Linked DNA regions of Mus musculus: all the other regions are linked to region 2. Evidence: chromatin contacts called from ENCODE Hi-C or POLR2A ChIA-PET data. All regions are on one chromosome and are shown on one strand. Each heading gives the region's core, a stretch centred on a gene start or an enhancer-like site at or near the end of the contact. The rest is flanking DNA. Distances are from core to core; before and after follow the strand shown.

Region 1 (2,700 bases), core at 88-2,587, 74 kb after region 2:
TTTTGTTTTTTTTCCGGACATACCATTGGCTGTCCTGGACCTTTTGAGGCATTCAATGACATGTTGATTTGGGATCCCTTGGGGTGACTCGAGAGCACAGGAACTGTGCAGCACTCCAAATCCTTCAATTCCTTCATTTGCCATTTGACTTTAATATGTATTGTGCACATGATGGTGAGAGGGTACATGTGTGGAGGTCAAAAGAGAATTTTGTGGAGTAAATTCTCTCAGTCCGCCTTTACCAGAGTTCTTGGGATTGAACTCAAGCAAGGCAGACAGATTTGCTTGGCATTTACTTGACGAGCAATCTCACCAACCCTTCCTTTGCTATGTTTTGAGGAGATCCCTCCCAAGTTCTGTTTGTTTGTTTGTGACAGGGTTACTCTATGTATAAAACAGAGTCCTGGCTGGCCTCTAATTCACAGAGATTCACCTGCCCCTACCTCTGGAGTGCTGGGACTAAAGGTGTGCACCAACACAATCGGCTTTTTCCAAGTTGTTGTTCTTGTTCTTCTTCTAAATTGTGTTGATAACGCTGGTTTTGCAAGCTGATCAGAAGTCTGCATATTTACAATGCTTCCCTCTTAGTTTGAGCTCCTGTGGCATCCTGCAGTCTAATTTTGGAGTTTCTTACCTGTAGTAGTGCACAAGATTTGCTAAACTTCCCAAGGACTGACAGGTATGGCTGAGATTGTGAGCAGCGCCTGCGGATGCAGAGGGTTCTGTGTATGCTCTACTTTACCCAGAGCTCACTACCCTACTACCCAGACCCGTTACTGCCAGGAAATAGGAAGTCCTGCTGAGAACTCAGCGTTGAGGTGACCAACTGTGGTCCCAGAGACTGTTCACCCTGGGACTGAGGGATGGGGGATGAGGTGTCTGCAGCAGAGTCTGGGAGAACATTCCAGGTCCCTCTTAAACGCTGCCCCGCCGGCAGTCCTTGATCCTGCCCTCTAGGGCTTGCTGACTCCCCAAGTTACTCCCACTACATCCAGCCCAGGACGCTCCCAAAGCCTATTGTGCCAATCAGTGCAGGCTCCACGGGCCGGGCCTTGGCCGCACACAAGTTACCGCCCACAAACCCATCCCACTACTTTGTTTCCAGATTTCCTCTCTCAGACAATCGGCTCTCCTTCGGCTCCGCATACCGAAAGCTTCGTGGCCTCGGCGCCATCTACAGGCTCCTCCCATACTCGTCCCAGCTCCACCCACCGGCCTACTCCGGGCCCCGTCACTTTAAGCCTCGCCCCTGTCCCAGGCTCCTCCCTCAGCCCGCATTTCCTCCTAGGCTCCTCCCACGGCCCGAGTCGGGTCCCGGGCTGCGCTCCTCGCCCCGCCCCGCCCCGCCCCGCCCTTCTCGCCCGCCCTCCAGTCCCGCCCCGTTGTTGGCTTTTGGCCCGCGAGGCCTCCGGGTTCCAGGTTTGGAGCTTTGCTTCCGGCCGCCCGGAAGGTCGGCGGTTCGGTCCCAGCGTCCCAACGATTCTTGAGTTCCTTTATCGGTCCCGCGGGCGCGGCCGTTGCAGGCAGCGCGGCCCGCACGCGCTGGGCGAATCTGCCGCGACGAATCGGCAGGCGTGGCGCCGGCGGCCTCGCGAGAGTGCGGCGCAGACGGAGGCGGCGCGACGGGCCTTGCGGGCTGAGGGCCGCGGGCGGAGAGCGGACTGCTGAGCGGCTGGGGGGCCGGTGGGGCCCCGCGGCTCCACCATGACGGGCCGCGTCTGCCGCGGCTGCGGCGGCACGGACATCGAGTTGGATGCGGCGCGCGGCGATGCGGTGTGCACGGGCTGCGGCTCGGTGCTCGAGGACAACATCATCGTGTCCGAGGTGCAGTTCGTGGAGAACAGCGGCGGCGGCTCGTCGGCGGTCGGCCAGTTCGTGTCGCTGGACGGTGAGTTCTGCAGCTCGGGCGAGGGGGCCGGGCAGGGCTGCGTGTGCGAGGTCCGAGGGAGGAGTCGAGGCTGGCGGGGAAACTGAAGTAGGTCGTCCTGTGACAGACCGTGGGCAGTCGGACAGGGAAACTGAGGCAGGGCCGGGCCGGGAATCTGCAGCCAGGTCCCCTCCGAGTCCCGTACGCCGATGTAAACTCCGCGATCTGCCCGGTCCAAGCGTCGCGGTCCGGTCCAACGGAGGTCGTCGGGCTGGGTCCCGAAATCTGACAGGCACGGCTTTCAGGCTCGCAGGTTCCGTTTATCCGGTTGGCCACTCTAACAGGTGTCATTGCCCTAAGGGCTATGAAGAAGATGTGCCCAGCCTCAATTCTCTGCCCAGTCGCCTGAGTCCTTATCTTTTTAAAATAAGGGTTTGTTTCCTAACCGTTGAATGTCGAGTCTCTAGGTGAGTTATACTTCCAAGTCTTTCTTTGTATATCTGATTCTTGAGGCAAATGTTACTATTTTGACCAAAGGTTTTACATTTTGAAGCATTCCAATTTGTCGCCTTTTCTTTCTTGAGAGTTTCCTTTGTCACGAATCTAAGATGTCTTTGAGTCACCGCGTTTGTCTTCTAAAAGTTATTGTTTACACTTTTACGCAGTTTTGTTTTTATTTTCTGTAGACTGGGGATCTAGCCCAGGGACTCTGGCACACTAAACAGTTCCCAAATCCCTATGTCAGTGGAAGCCTAGTCCACATTTTTTGAGTTAAGCCTTGTGGAAAGTGGGATGTGCGGGCTGAGGCTCCTTTCTTGTCTGCGGAGGTACCA
Region 2 (2,700 bases), core at 150-2,649:
AACCATAGAGCTCTGATTCTTCACCATTATGTCACCAATATAAAATCCATACATCTGTGCCTATTCATAAGCAAGCCTCTCCCAAGAGATGACACGTTAGCATCTTTACCATCTAGAATGCCCTGCCTTATGAAAGCGGAAGGGGCTACTGGTCAGCCCTGCAGGACAGTTGTCACCTTTGGAGGGACCTCAAAGCAGGGGTCAGGGACACTGCACGAGCTGATGTGGGTATGTGTGGCACACTCCTTCTGACCTTAGGCGACCTCTCTCTGCCTGGTGTCCACCAGAGGAAGTCTACCTCCGAGCCTAGCCTGAGTAGTTGGAGAAGCAAGCCCTAAAAACTAAATGTTTCCTCCAGTCCCATTCAGTCCTTTCCTCTTGTCCCAGAGGCCCATTCTCGGTGTCCCTTTCCAACCAGTCCACCTAAAAGCCTGGGTTCTCGGAAGACTCTCCTAACTGCTTACCCAGTCTTGGGTCTGCAAGTCGTCCTGAGGCTTGCTCTTGGTGTCTGGCTGGCTGGAGGCCACGGCAAGCCCCTGTGGGGGTGACTGTTGTCTTTGCTCTTGAGCAAGCTGCCACTGTAGCGTCTTCCTCTGGGGGCGCTGTTGCCTGCTGTCCATCTCTAAGTACAGCAGGTTGCAGTTCCCTCGACTAGGGCTGTGGGGCAAGGTGCAGGAAGGGAACTGAGCAGGGTTCCTGCTGCCACGGCAGATCCCTAAAGCAGATGATGGCAGGCCCTGCTGGGGCCGCCTTCTACCTAGTGACTACTCTTGCCGAGTAGCGGGGTCCCTTGTGACTTTCTCTCCCAGGTCTTGTGGCCATTATCCTCCGCACCAGCATCCCCCCAGGGACAGCAGTAGCCTAGAAATAGATGCTAGCCTAGCCTTCTCTGCTCTCACCGAACCACCTGGTCTGCTTTTCCTCGCAGGGGGCGCTCCTTCTGCGGTCCTGACAAGCTCTTCAGTCCTAGGATCCCACCCTCAATAGGCCTCCTCCTGTCTTGGACAACCCTACCACACAAGGCCCAGGCTCAGCGCCAACCTGAGCTCTCATTTCCCACCCTCTCCGTGGGTATGAACTGTGGAAGTCAGTTAAGGGCAGCAGTGAAGGTATGTGGGAGTTGGGTCACCCGCTCCCACGCGGATGCAGAGCTCGCCCAGAGGGCTCTGGGAAGGGCTCTGTAGGCTCCGGGACAGATGAGGGGGGCTTAATGAGCTCCGGTTGACAATGGATCAGCCGGTGAGCCCAGGCTCAGAAGGGTCTGCACAGGGAGTGGAGGGTCGTGTGGCCTGTGAACGCTCATGTGGGTCCAGGTAAACAGAGCTGGCTGGTGAGGCTGACTTAGGACCTTCAGCACCAGCCTGAGAAAGCTGGATCCAAGGACAGAGCTCTAGGGAAGAGGGACGGAGCTTCCGTCCTACAGACCCCGCCCTCCGCGGCCGCTTCCGCCCCCTCCACGCGTGCGCCCCAGCGTTCAAGCCGCATGGCCCCAACACATTCAGAGAAATCACAGCAGTGGGCGGCCTGAGCGCCGTCAGTTTATTAGTGTCGCTTCAGCACCTTGAAATCGTCCACATGGTCGCATGGGACAGATCAGTATCTGCTCCCAAAAAAAGCTATTTACATGAATCCTGCTTTTTATTAAAAAAACAAAAACAAAACTAGCAACATACACACTCTAGAAATCAGTCACAGCGCGCTGGGCAGTCTGCAGAAGCGAACGGAGTCATCCTCACGCAAGGCTGTCAGCTTCTGCTGGCCCCCTTCCAGGACAGAGCAGTCTCTGAAGGGCACAGGGATTTAGGGAGCAAGTACCCTGGCCCTGGGGAGAAGTGCCAGGACGTTTTTATGCGGAATTCATTTGAGATGGAGGCTAGAGGAAGAAGTGAGGCTTGCAGGATAAGGCTAGGGCAAGCCATTGCTTCAGGGCTGAGCCTCCCGCCTCCCCACGCCTCCCCACCCCCACCTCCCAGCACTGGTACCTTTACAGTGATACTGAGCTGCGTACTCAGAGGGTGGTGGCAGGAACCAACTTGAAGGTAGAGGCAGGGCCCCCAACTGACAGCAATGAGCAATGGCAACTGGTGTTGCTTGACAGGGACCTCTAAGACTGGCAGGCTCTGAGGGTGATGCCTCAGAGCTTCGGATGCAAACACACTCTGCGGTTCGTACCACTGCACTGCCTGTCAGGGGGGCTTTGGTGTCATCCTTCAAAGGGACAAAGTGCTTCTCCATGACTTCTCATTACAGCTCCATGAGGTAGGCAAGGAAAATGGACCATCTCTCTAACCACTGGGGGAGTGAGGCACAGGGAGGAAGGACTGCTGTCTAGGTCTGCACCTAGCACTGCCATGGTGGGGGTTGGGGGGAAGGTGTATGGTGCTCAGGTGCTAGGCTTTCCTGACTCCACCCTGGGCCAGCTGTGGGACAAAGACGCTGCCTACACCTTCCTCTTGTGTGTGTAAAGTCAGACCCCTGGAACCAGTCAAGGAAGGAGCACGTATGTACAGGGGAAGGTTCTGGAAAAGGGCTGCCCTCAGGCAAGAGCTTGAACCCCTGTGGCCTCAAGGCTAGAAATCTAGGTCAAATGTTTCATATGAAGGTTGACTTTTGGGAAAAAACACAAGGGGCAGGTAAACTAGGCTCTTAGGCTCCAAGGATTACAGTGGCCTGACTCAGCACAAGATCTTTTCAGAGAAT
Region 3 (2,793 bases), core at 39-2,538, 78 kb before region 2:
AGTGAAGTCACTCGCTCAGCTGCAGAAGCACAGATCCACTGTGAGACACTGGAGTCCCTGCAACCCCTCTTCAGCTGCACAGACACCCACACTTCATTCTTTCAATGTGGCAGCCCACCCTGTGTCCCCAGAGACCACTGTGCTCCAGAGAGGGTTAGGGGCAACTATGGTGCTCTCAAGCCAATCCCACCTCACAAACCAGAAGGGTCACCTTTTTGGTGGGATATTTTCTTTTAGGTTGTTTTTTGTTTTTGTTTTGAGACAGGGTTTTCCTGTGTAGCCCTGGCTGTCCTGGAACTCACTCCGTAGATCAGGCTGATCTTGAACTCACAGAGATGCTCCTGTCTCTGCCTCCCCGGACTAAAGCACTGGGACTAAAGGCGTGGGCTACCTGGCCACCCACCCATCCCGGCTCATTGGTGGGACACTTTTAAGTGTCACCATAGGGATATGACCCCCGAGGGCTTGTAGAGCTGGAGAGGAGGAGGCCTTCAGACTTGAGAGTGGAGGAGAACAAGTCTGGAGGATCTAAGGTTAGGTAAACCCAGTTAAAGTCCTCTGACCTCTGCACTAAACCTGGGCACACCCTTCTCCTCAGCAGGGGCAAGGGGACCTCTTAGTCACGCACTATCTCATAGAAGCCCTAGGGCGCGCAAACAGCAAGAAAACGAGCACCCGAGATCGAACCCCCCGGACGTGGTTTTGGGCGTCTGTTTCTACTTAGCATTGGGAGGGGCCACCCTAGTCCCGCGTTCCTTCCTATCCAGCAGGGACCCCGCCCAAGGCGCACAGACAGAAGGCGGGAGAGACAGCAGGATCCAGAGGCCAGGGTCACAGAGAAGGGGAGACCCACAAGCATGGGAGTCACAGAGACCTGGAGACCCAGAGACAAGGAAGCCAGAAGACCGACCCAGAAACATAAGAGCGAGTAGGCACAGATGTCGGTTCTGTTTAACACCAAATTGTCCCACCCTCAAGCCGCGGGCAAGATCTATGGGTTCTATCCCAGGCGATGCCCTGGACTCTAGACAGCCAGGTCCACCTGAACAGCCCAATATTGTCCGCCTCTGGACCACGCTTCCGCGTACCGCCTGCAGTACGCCCGCGGGCATGTGGAGAGAGGTTGGGATACCCAAGCGTGCTCACCGAAATACACCTCCTTGTCGCACTTGGGGCACTTCGGCATGGCGGTACCTGGTCCTGCACAAGTGGCTGCAGCTAGAAGGAAGTAGGTTGCAGGCTCTGGACTGGGTGGCGCCCGCCTGGTCCGCGCTTTTCAGGGACCCCGTGGCCCTGCCCTTTAAGGCCCCGCCCCCGCCCCACCCCCTCAGTCCGGGACTTGGACCCCTGGGAACGCTGATCCAGGCCGACTGGCCAAGAATGGTCATCTGGTTCATACTCGCCTCCGGCAAGATAAACTGGCCAAGGGCCATGCAGGGGTGCGGAGTCTTCCCGGGACCCTCTAAGCCCAGCGGCTCCTGCGGACCCAGGCCCCGCCCCCTGCCTGGGGCAGGGCAAGTCTCCGGTCTTGAATAGGGGTCGTTGAGTCCTCCCCTCGAAGGACCAAGAGCTCTGTCTAGCCTAGCGTTTTTTGCACCTGCAACGGCTAGCTGGAGACCGGGTAAGCACAGGAAACTTCTAAAGTGCAGATAAAGTGGGACGTGGTGTGTTTGCTTGTCCTACTAAAACTGGTGAGGCCAATCTGGTCTCTAGGGTGAGACCCTGTTTCAAAACACACGTGCGCATGTGAACACACACACAAATAAAGCGCAGAGAGACACAAATTAGCATTCAAGGATTCTGCACATATTTTGATGCTTCTTCGGAAAGAGTTGAGGACATTCAGAGTCTCAGCCTTGTAGCCCAACTCCTTCCAGCCTTTCCCAGATCTAACCCACGCAGACGCCAGGAGGTCCACTCTGGCTAGCCGCATGTGAACACCCTGACCTTTGGCAGCTGACTGGACTGCAGCCACAACTTCACCGGGGAACTCAGAAGAGGGGACTCCCATCCAGAAAAGCCCATCCTGCCACAGGAACTACAGACTCTAAGCTTGAGGACCTAACAACCTGAGGTTGGAGACTAGAGGTCAAGACAAGGAATTCGGGTGAGGCCATGCCCAGGCTGTTTCCCTGGTGCCTCGAGGCACAATTGATGAGTAGTCCTTATCTCTGGGAGAAGTGCCCAGAGCTCAGCGGTCCAAGTCCACTGCCCAGCTAAGGAGGAGGCTGAGCCGTGGTTGGTACCAGGTAGAGAACAGACTAAGCCTACAGTAAATATGGAGGGCTGGGAGGTTTCTACTGGCCTGAGCTTCAGAGTAGTTTGTAGGCTTAGTGGGGGTTAGGGGTTGGGGCTCTCTGATCGTTGCCTAGCAAGCTGACGATGCAGTTGCTGATAGCCGGACATTAAGTTCTCACTGTTCAGCCCTGACTGACACTCCTGTCCACACCCACCCATTTATCTGTCTCCAGACCTAGCTCTGGGCAAGGATCAGTCAGGGGTATTTCCATCTCCCTGGCCACTGCTGGGGTAGGGAGTCAGAACTCTCAGATGGGATTAGTGTTGCACCATGGGTCAGGGACTACCCACAGTTGCAAACGCAGCCCCTCTGGAACACTACCTTCCTCCTAGGGACCCTAACCTGAGGGTACAGCTCTGTCCCAAACTGGAGCTCCACAAATGCCCAGCTCTACAAAGACATTCTGAAGCTCTTCACTACCAGCTGGGGGCTCCAGAGCAGGGGTGAACACAAGCCCTACAAGGATAGACTTCCATCTTCTAGCCTATCATTAC
Region 4 (2,746 bases), core at 80-2,579, 120 kb after region 2:
ATCAGCTTCCTGCAGGCAGGATGCTTCCTACCGTTCCCGGTGTCCATTCATTGTCTTGAACTGCCCGGAGCATCTTAGGCCTCAGCCTCCTGCTTAGGACGAGTCCTTGTGGCTACCCAGTAGCGTCTTAGTGAGGTTTATCAGCAGCACCCAGGAAGTGAGACCAGCAGGCCATGTACACCTGTGTGCAGCTTCCTGTTGATGTCTAGCACAGTCTGTGTGGAGTTCTGGCCCTGCCCCATCAGTTAGAATGAACCTTTAGTCCTCCTGCACAGAACCCTCTGCCAAGAAGCCTGCAAGCTGTCTCCTGGGCCTCTTCACGAGAAGGTCTACAGAGTGCCCTCGGTGCAGTTAACTCCGGCCTCCCTTCCCTGGATGCAGCCTTGCATGCAGACCACTTGGCTTTCAGATCAGGAGGTGGGGCCAGGCCTGAGGTGGTGAGTTGTGGGGGCCAGGCCTGAGGTGGTGAGTTGTGGGGGCCAGGCCTGAGGTGGTGAGTTGTGGGGGCCAGGCCTGAGGTGGTGAGTTGTGGGGGCCAGGCCTGAGGTGGTGAGTTGTGGGGGCCAGGCCTGAGGTGGTGAGTTGTGGGGCCAGGCCTGAGGTGGTGAGTTGTGGGGGCCAGGCCTGAGGTGGTGAGTTGTGGGGGCCAGGCCTGAGGTGGTGAGTTGTGGGGGCCAGGCCTGAGGTGGTGAGTTGTGGCGGCTGCAGATGAGTGGATGGTCAGACAGGTAGGAAGTGATTGTGACGGAAAGACTGCACGATGCTTTGGGATTGTGTATGGGGATATGGAACCAGGCTCAAAGGCCCTTCCCAGAAGTGAGATCACAACTGTGGTAGGGGAGAACAGTTTTAGTATGTTTGTACGTTTTTATACAGCAGGACTTGCCTGTGGCATGGAGAGAGTACAGGGTGAGGGGTGGGAGGTGGGAGCTCAGGAAAAAGAACCAAGTGCCCTGGGAGGAGAAGTGGGAGGAGGCCTGCTCCCCAGCTGTGCCTTGTCTGCCCAGGAGCCAGCAGGAGGAAAGGTCTGGAAAATGGAGCAAGGGCCGGGAAGGCTGGAGCGCTCTTGTAAGGTAGTTAGATGAGTTGCTCACTACCACGGATAGAGTTAGAACACAGGGGTGTAGGGAGGTGGACAGTGCTGAGTGAGGACAGTCCGTAGGAGATAGGTGAGTAGCAAAGTGTGTGTGTGTGTGTGTGTGTGTGTGTGTGTGTGTGTGTGTGTCCTGAAATGTGGGACCTGGGTTGGGGAGAGCCGGGTGTTGAGGAGGAAGGGCCCAGTAGGGGGCAGCCGTGAAATGGGCAGGATGCTTCTGAGCTGAGGTCATAGCCTTGTGTGTGTCTATGAGCAGCACTAGTGTGAAGCTCAAGGAGCACTGGGTCTGGATGACCCCACTGTGCATGCAATTAGTCCATCTCTGCCTGCTTTTTCTGACTGGGGTTATCACAACAGAATCCTCCTGCCTGGGGTCTTCTCAGAGTGCAGAGCAGTGCCTCAGATAGCCTCCTGGGAAAAACTAGTCCTTACCACACTGGACCTTAGAAGAGGGAATTAGGAAATGAGGGAATCCATTGGATCCTGGATTCTAGACTGAGACTCTGTGTGGTATGCACACTTGAGTGCTGAGCAGACAGGATAGCTTATATCTCCCAGCCTCCTCTGCCTTCTGTCTTCCTGCCAGGAGGAGGGAGGTGCAGGGGACACTACATGTATGGTACACTATCCAAGTGTCTTGCCAGCCCCCTAAACTGAGGAACCTAGTACTTCATGGTTGCCACCATCCTCTGCAAACTGAGGATCACTGGGGCAATACAGTAGCAGTCAGCAAGGTTCCTGTAAACCTAGACATGTGAGGCTTGGCAGAGCGTGTTTCTGTCTTTAGAGGGAACTGGGCCACAGAATGAGAAGTTGCAGCCGTGCAAGGCTGTGAGGCACTGTTCCCACTTGGAGCTGTTCCCTCCTGAGCTATTGTACCCATTGAGAAGCCTGTCCAGCCTGCCCTGGACCTGGGTTCTCTGATCAGGTGCTTTGTCCTCTGTACACTACTGAGCAGGAGTGGAACAAGCCCTGTGTGGGGTGGGGTTGGGGCACTCCTTTTATACATAGTTAGAAGGTGGAGACTGAGGTTTGGCCACATCCTTTGCCCAGATACCTGTCTAGGACCAGGGGATGGATACACCTTGACAGTGTGAGAGAATACATGGAATGGGCATGGATCTAGCTGGATATATCTTTGCCTCTGTAATACCTCTAGATGGTAGGTACCCTACAAGAAACTCCAGAGACCAGGGAAGCAGGGCCTCAATGGTGTTAGTGAGGAAGTGGAGTAGTGGGGTACGTGCATCTTAGGATACCTGTTAGACCCAGAATTTCTCTCTGGCCTCCCTTCTAAGAGGTGTAGAGCAGGAGTTAAGTAAAGGGAGACTGTTTGGTACCTCATGGAGATTGCTTCCTGCATGATGGATAGCCTGGGTTCTAATTGCTCTCTTCTCAGCATAGAGCAGTAGAGCTCTGGGTGCTCAAGTGTGCACACCAGACAGGGTCCCAATCTAAAACCAATGGACTCCCTCTTTCTCTCTTTCCCTTTTCCAAGGCCAACTCAGGAGCTGTGGACAATGGACTTTTAGGCAGTAGCTGGAACTGGGTCTAGGGTGGTTTCTTGGGAGTCCTTCCAGTCTAGTGAGCCAAGCCTGGGCCAGCCCCTGGAAGACCTTGACTTTAGTGAAGAGATCCATCAGCCCCTAA

What was found. A loop is a pair of places that touch in the nucleus more often than their neighbours do. ChIA-PET counts read pairs that join two places held with the same protein, here RNA polymerase II (POLR2A).
Region 1: a map of left cerebral cortex shows a loop between it and region 2 (4-fold over the local background). The contact joins the promoter of 9230104M06Rik here to the promoter of Tex22 in region 2. A Hi-C loop is called at or near these places in 14 of 37 maps with a recorded cell type or tissue (CH12.LX, adrenal gland, gastrocnemius and 4 more). POLR2A ChIA-PET finds 5 or more read pairs at or near these places in 3 of 5 experiments (Patski and embryonic stem cell).
Region 3: a map of heart shows a loop between it and region 2 (5-fold over the local background). The contact joins the promoter of Crip1 here to the promoter of Tex22 in region 2. A Hi-C loop is called at or near these places in 1 of 37 maps with a recorded cell type or tissue (heart). POLR2A ChIA-PET finds 5 or more read pairs at or near these places in 3 of 5 experiments (Patski and embryonic stem cell).
Region 4: a loop to region 2 is called in a map of heart, with 7 times the contacts of the local background. The contact joins the enhancer-like site here to the promoter of Tex22 in region 2. A Hi-C loop is called at or near these places in 7 of 37 maps with a recorded cell type or tissue (gastrocnemius, heart and left cerebral cortex).

What each region holds. Positions count from the first base shown.
Region 1 is chr12:112,999,361-113,002,060 of GRCm38, reverse strand. It overlaps 9230104M06Rik (a long non-coding RNA gene), which reads right to left and starts at 1,337. Exons shown (of 3, transcript XR_001780729.2): 1 at 1,149-1,337; 2 at 635-704. Brf1 (BRF1, RNA polymerase III transcription initiation factor 90 kDa subunit) reads left to right here and starts at 1,440. Exons shown (of 18, transcript NM_028193.3): 1 at 1,440-1,888. The coding sequence starts at 1,705.
Region 2 is chr12:113,073,201-113,075,900 of GRCm38, reverse strand. Tex22 (testis expressed gene 22) reads right to left here and starts at 1,399. Exons shown (of 3, transcript NM_001361919.1): 1 at 1,042-1,399; 2 at 465-657. The coding sequence starts at 620. Pacs2 (phosphofurin acidic cluster sorting protein 2) reads right to left here. Exons shown (of 24, transcript NM_001081170.1): 24 at 1,500-2,700.
Region 3 is chr12:113,150,507-113,153,299 of GRCm38, reverse strand. It overlaps Crip1 (cysteine-rich protein 1 (intestinal)), which reads right to left and starts at 1,288. Exons shown (of 5, transcript NM_007763.3): 1 at 1,147-1,288; 2 at 1-19. The coding sequence starts at 1,186.
Region 4 is chr12:112,957,038-112,959,783 of GRCm38, reverse strand. It overlaps a transcript of Brf1 not described here. Among named protein-coding and RNA genes, the nearest start is that of Gm26583, 4.1 kb to the right of the region's middle. Within about 2 kb of position 1,329, at least 1 of the 3 ENCODE cell types and tissues checked has a DNase peak (open chromatin) inside an H3K27ac peak, as active enhancers do; it is heart, where a contact is called at or near this core.